2 separate regions of the Homo sapiens genome follow, and region 2 is linked to region 1. A link is a contact called in ENCODE Hi-C or POLR2A ChIA-PET data. All regions are on one chromosome and are shown on one strand. Each heading gives the region's core, a stretch centred on a gene start or an enhancer-like site at or near the end of the contact. The rest is flanking DNA. Distances are from core to core; before and after follow the strand shown.

Region 1 (3,122 bases), core at 553-3,052:
AATGCAGCACACAGAAGGTTCCACACTGTTTTTCTTCCCAGAGGAACTGGGCCACTCCCCATTTTGAATGTTCATTATCGTCTTTCATATGCGTCTGATAAATTTATTAAAAACACCATCTGGATGGGACTGAGCTTTCTGCTCTATTTCTAGTCTTCCAGTTTCCTCCCTTGTCCCACTGGAATTTCTGTCCCAATTTGTGTCACTTTGTTTACAAAACCATGCTGCCAAAACCCAGTGTCTTGTATCTGTCTCTTTCTGGTGTTCCTTTGCCATCCCTCACCTACATCCCTATTACAACAGCCTGTGCTAGGAGCAAAAGGCAAAGGTGAACCGCCTGGACAGAAATTACTTTTCCCCCTCTGTGCACATAGCAATTCTGCTCAGACAAATTTAATCTGCTGCTTCTGAATGCAAAAGTTGCATGTTAACAAAGTGTATACATTCTGCAAAGTGTATGAATATTGGAATGACTCAGACTGCAGGGAACTGCAGAAAAAGTGATCTGAAAACAATTTTACTGCTCTCTGTTCTTACAAAGCACCAGGGGTGGCCAACGACTTGCCTCTAAATTTAATTCAGGAGTAATAAATTTTTTAAAAGGCAGTATTACTTCAGTAGGACATGACCTGAGGGCCACCTGTACCAGCTATATTTAAAGATAAGACTGACATGTTATTTAACTGTCTCCAGAGATCACTTTTGAGAGGTGGAGGAAAAAGACCCACTTGAAGCAGATTTTGTAAAAGGAAATAACACTTAGCAGTTACAGAGGACTGTCATCTTCAAACACTGTGCTCTGCTGGGCTTTATTCAATGTTTCCCTGGCTGTTTTCATTACAAAATTGTTTTCTAACAGCACAGTGGTTCATGCAGCAAGCAAATGGTTAATAATCTCTGAGTAGATCATTCTCTATTGCCAAGATTTTCATAGAGATACAAAGATTTCCTGTTTAAGAAGATAACTATTAGCTTAAGGTCCTACCTAGAGGTCTTCCCACAGACCTATCACTTCTTTTTTTAAAGGAGGAAACACACCAGTGGCCTAGCCCCAGGCCTACACAGGAATTTGTTGCTGATCAGGCAAGCTTCTAACCCAACTGTAATCCAACCTTCTGTCAAATTATTCAAGAGGAAAAAATATCCACAGCTGTTCTGTCTTAACAGCTGTAAAAGAACAATAGCTAATTAGAGAACAAGCCCATCTTTCTTGGAAACTATCAAAAAGCTGTAAAAATGTATTCTACAACACAGGCACTTAGTTATATTAATGCCTAGTTTTATCTATCAGGTTAAGAAAATCACTTTTCAATCATATATTACATCACCAAAGAAAAACCATGGGTTATATATAGCATACAATTTTTAAGCTTTTCCTTTCCCAAAGTTTCCCCCACCTGCTTCTGTGAGAAGGCTGCTTCTGAACACACTTCCAGAGAATTCAGTCCTGACCACCTCTCCATACCTGTGGGTGAAGCCCATGGGTGGAAAACAGGCTATGCCTTTTGAAAACTGGAGCCCCTTTCCCCTAATCGATTTTTCCTTCTTTCTTTGCTATTTTGTCTGTTTAATTAGCATTAATCCAGTATTCTGATCTTTCCTGTTCTAGCTCCAATTTTTACATTAGCAAGGTTGCCCAAATCACATCTTATCTTAAGATTATAAGGGCTCCAAAAATCATGCTGAGTCCATTTTAGCCAGTGATAAGAAGAGGTTAAAACTTCCCTAAACTTCAGATGTGTTCCCCTCCACCTTTTGCCCCTCAAACACATGCAAATTTTATGAAGCTATAGCTCTAAACACTTCAGAGGAAGTGGCCTGCTTTCTAGAAGATAAGAAATCAGAGATGGTTATCCCCAGGGACAGAAGTGAGGTGATGTGGCAACAGTAGATCTCAAACATACAAGTTCACCAGGATCAGTGAATTTTCTCTCTCTCCTCACACTGGGGCCTTTGAATGAAAGCACTTTCCAAAAATAACTGTATGGTTTACTCTCTTATGTGCAGTTTGACAATCCTGTAGTTTAAATGCTAGAGGTTTTAGCTGAGAAAATCAATTCAAAGGCCTTAAAGAATCAAGCATCAGATGTTAGCAGTAATAACCACTGCAGTATATCAAAGAGGGATTCACTCTGAAGGTGAGGCCTTGAAATTGAGGACAGAGGCATTTCCAGGTATAAAGAAAAAAGATAAACCAACCATCCAATTCTGTGTTTGAACTAACAGGCAATATCTCTATTTTTTTCTTTCCTCCGGACATAACTTGTCAGGGAAGAGACTTTACATCTGCACTGTAAACATAACGTGATTTATACAAACACAGGAGAAGGAATAACCAACATACAAATAGTCACTTAAACTGGTTTTGCAAGTTTTCAAAATGATTTCTCAAAAAATTAAGAAGTTTTAATATAAAGGGCATCTTTTTCTGTGAGTAGTATCATAAGTTTCACATGAATTTATTTTTCCTTCTTCCCTAAAAGATGTTCAAATTGTTGCAGGATTGCTACTTAAAATCAACAGAGTTTTGTTTTGTTTCTGTTTTTTTGAAGCAGGGTCTCACTCTGTTGCCCAGGCGGGAGTGCAGTGGCATGATCACGGCTCACTGCAGCCTCGACCTCTCACAGGATGAGGTGATCCTCCCACCTCAGCCTCTGGAGTAGCTGGGACTACAGGTATGTGCCACCAAGCCTGGCTTATTTATTTATTTATTTATTTTTTGTATTTTTTGTAGAGATGGGATTTTGCTATATTGCCCAGGCTGGTCTCAAACTCCTGAGCTCAAGCATTTCTCTTGCCTCAGCCCCCCAAAGTGCTGGGATTACAGGCCTGAGCCACTGCGCCTGGGCCAACAGAGTTATTTTTGTACCACACTACGAGTTTAAAGGGTCGTCAGGTCACAACAGGTTTGTGACTCAAGTCAGAGATGTCACCACAGCTTGGGGAATATTTCTCATTCACATTGAACAGAGAACAAAAGACATGCAAAAGGTTGTTTAAAAAGCCCACAAAAAGGCCAGGTGCAGTGGCTCATGCCTGTAATCCCAGCACTTTGGGAGGCTGAAGCAGGTGGATCACCTGAGGTCAGGAGTTCGAGACCAGCCTGGCCAACATGGTGAAAC
Region 2 (3,161 bases), core at 206-2,705, 50 kb after region 1:
TTAGGATTACCTAAATGGGTTCACTGTTAGGAAAACCCTACTTTTAGATTCTTTAGCTCTTCCCTCTCAAGATGATCAGATTATCCTAGGAAGATGTTTCTAACCCTTGCATGGAAGACATGGGCCTGACTACCAGAGTTCTAGAAGCTAAGTGGTGAAACAGGATAGAAGAATGTGTTTGTGGATGGGGGTGCTGGGGAGGGTGGTTATGTGTGTTGGAGGTGTTACTGAGTTACTGAGAGGTAGGGTCTCAACAAATGACCACTGAATCCTCCTATGGTATGACCTTTCTCAATTGTGCACGTTGTCTCTCCTGTTTTAGAGACACTCTGTTTTATCCACCTCAGAGAATAAATTTCCAATTTTCCATCAGGATGAGGGAGAAACGGTCAGAGTTCTAGAAATAGGGGAGAGGATCTAGAGCTCTTGATTGTTTCATAAACATGTAGTTAACCAATCTTCCTCACAGTAGCCCTTCCCTACCCACTTCATTCATCACAGTTTCAGAGGTACCTGGTGCCTTTAATTCCTAAGCCTTTGAGAATTCAGTAGCTTAGGATTCAGTGTTTTGGGGGCCTGTTAAGTCATTTACCACTTGTTCATCTGCTTTACATCTTTCTCTTCCACATCTTTGCCTCCTCTTCCCATTTTCTTTATCCTTGTGGGTTTACACCTAAAAGAAAATCTCTTTACTGTTATTTTAGTGGAGTTTTGTTCAGAAGGGAGTGAGAATTGATGTGTTCTGAAGGGAGTAAGAATCTGCCATCATAACCTGAAACCTTAACTATTTTTCACAAGAACAAAATGGATTATTCAGGCTCTCTGCTCCACTCTCCCCATCCCTTTGGTTATTCCTGTAAAAATAAAAATTTGAGCAGAGGTCTTTGCTGGACTTACTGAGTCTGAGATCTTGGCCTTTCCAGGCTGCTATCACTTGGGTACAACCACTGAGACTGTCTGGTACTAGGACAACAATACAGGAGACGATAACCATTTCTCTTCATTTCCTTTCCCATCTTCAGCCTGAGGGCTACAACTCTTTATTCCTTCTTGTCTTAAAATAAAATTTCACCTTGTTGCTGCTCCTCCATCCCCCTCCTTATCCCATTCCTTCTACCAGGTCTTCAAATGGCTATCTTAGATTACTTAGCTATTTTATCTTCTGAACTTGTTTTTTCACTAATTAAATTCCAAACAAGGATATGTCCAGACATTCCCATAAATTATCACCATTCTGCAGAAAGATTCAAATCATTGAGTAATTTTGTTAGCCGGTCTCTCTCTTTCTCTCTCTCTCTCTAAAAGAAAGAGGGGGTGTGTTAATTCCTACTGAGTAAAAATAAAATAACTCAGCTCATCCTCACACTGAAACAGCTGCACAGACAGCACTGGCTGCTCTGTTTATCTTGATAACTGTGGAAAAACACCATCTCCTCCCCTTCCCGCTCTCTCCAGAACAATCACTATATTCCACATGCAGATGGGGTGATTTAGATCCTCTCAAGCAGAGACAGGCTTGTCTGGTGTTCTTCCTGCACATCCACACTGCACCCTTCCTTTGCTTCTGTTGGCACAACCCAGTTGCTTCAGATAACAGCTGCTTCAGGAAGACCTGATAGATTCAGCTGTGGATCCCCTGTAGGCTTCCTGATGCCCCAGCTTAGCCAGCTGCATCTAAGCAGAGCTACGGGAATAGAGTGCCAAAGTAGGAGAAAGTACATACTGTACATCCTCTTTAATCCATGGAGTTACTGCCGCAGCAGCAAAACGGGAGGGGAAGGAAAAACAAATAAATACCTCATAGGTATGGGGAGCAGGGTGGCCAAGGATTCTAACTCAGAGGAGTAGTGAGCAAAATGCAGGTGAGTAGGAAGAGAGCTTTCAACAAGGGTCCATTCCATTTTACTGCTTACTCCAGGGAGGCCAAAGAAATCCTCTGTTTTTTGTTTGTTTGTTTGCTTTCCTGAGTCATTCAATGACTCAGACAGGATTTAAAGACAATAATAAATGATTTCAATGGATTGTGACCTTTTTTTTTTTTTGAGACGGAGTCTCGCTCTGTCGCCCAGGCCGGACTGCGGACTGCAGTGGCGCAATCTCGGCTCACTGCAAGCTCCGCTTCCCGGGTTCACGCCATTCTCCTGCCTCAGCCTCCCGAGTAGCTGGGACTACAGGCGCCCGCCACCGCGCCCGGCTAATTTTTTGTATTTTTAGTAGAGACGGGGTTTCACCTTGTTAGCCAGGATGGTCTCGATCTCCTGACCTCATGATCCACCCGCCTCGGCCTCCCAAAGTGCTGGGATTACAGGCGTGAGCCACCGCGCCCGGCCGGATTGTGACCTTTTTGTTAAGCTAAGGAAAGTTAAGTTAAACATGCAGGATGGCCAACTATCCAGGTTTGCCTGGAACTGTCCTGGTTTTAGCACTAAACATCTCCTATCCTAGGAAACCACTCAGTCTCAGGCAAACCAGGATAGTTGCTCCTCCTACGCCACCAACAGCCATTTCCCATTCCAGGGTCTATGTGAAACTGGGCAACATTCAAATTCTACACAGCACCTTCCTTTTCTTCCAGGGCCGCTCCTGCCACACAAACTCTCCTCAACCCTAACACTCTTCAGTCTAACAGACGAGAGCATGAAAAGGCCATTCTGTGCTTGACTCTCAGCAGAAAGGCAACTGTGTCATTCTGAGTTCTCCCAGCTTGTCTTCTGGAGTCCCTGTCAGAAGCACAAGCCATCTAGCCCAATAGAACTGAATCAAAATGATGATGGCAGAAATGTCTTACTGCCTAGAGAAACAGTGCATCCCTCAATAACTTTAAAATGCTGAACTCTGAAAAGGAAGCCAAAGAAAACTCAGTTACACAGGGGCTGATAATTCAGTATGTGCATTACTCAGGCTCTCCCTTCCCTCTGGCCCGTCATTAGGCCATTTCACTGCTCATTAGCAGGGAAAAGGAGGAAGGAAAGGTGGGGGAAAGTTGAACCAGCCAATTTTTCTATTTATGAGCAGGTTTCCTAGGAAAGGTGTTCAAACTATCGGCTCAAGAGGTTCTTTGGTGGGGATAGAAGGTTAAGCTTTGGGGGTTGTGGCACGACTTGTTGATTTTCATCACTTGATCTCTCCTAATTCTCAAACAGAATGAACTGTTGGACCTC

What was found. A loop is a pair of places that touch in the nucleus more often than their neighbours do. ChIA-PET counts read pairs that join two places held with the same protein, here RNA polymerase II (POLR2A). Pooled maps may share reads with other maps.
Region 2: a map with no recorded cell type shows a loop between it and region 1 (7-fold over the local background). The contact joins two enhancer-like sites. A Hi-C loop is called at or near these places in 13 of 37 single-sample maps with no recorded cell type and 4 of 50 pooled maps. POLR2A ChIA-PET finds 5 or more read pairs at or near these places in 3 of 52 experiments (HEK293T, activated T-cell and naive thymus-derived CD8-positive, alpha-beta T cell).

Annotation. Positions count from the first base shown.
Region 1 is chr6:38,306,074-38,309,195 of GRCh38, forward strand. All of the region lies in intron 7 of BTBD9 (BTB domain containing 9), which reads right to left. Among named protein-coding and RNA genes, the nearest start is that of BTBD9-AS1, 170 kb to the right of the region's middle. Within about 2 kb of position 1,803, at least 2 of the 41 ENCODE cell types and tissues checked have a DNase peak (open chromatin) inside an H3K27ac peak, as active enhancers do.
Region 2 is chr6:38,356,741-38,359,901 of GRCh38, forward strand. All of the region lies in intron 6 of BTBD9 (BTB domain containing 9), which reads right to left. Among named protein-coding and RNA genes, the nearest start is that of BTBD9-AS1, 120 kb to the right of the region's middle. Within about 2 kb of position 1,456, at least 2 of the 41 ENCODE cell types and tissues checked have a DNase peak (open chromatin) inside an H3K27ac peak, as active enhancers do.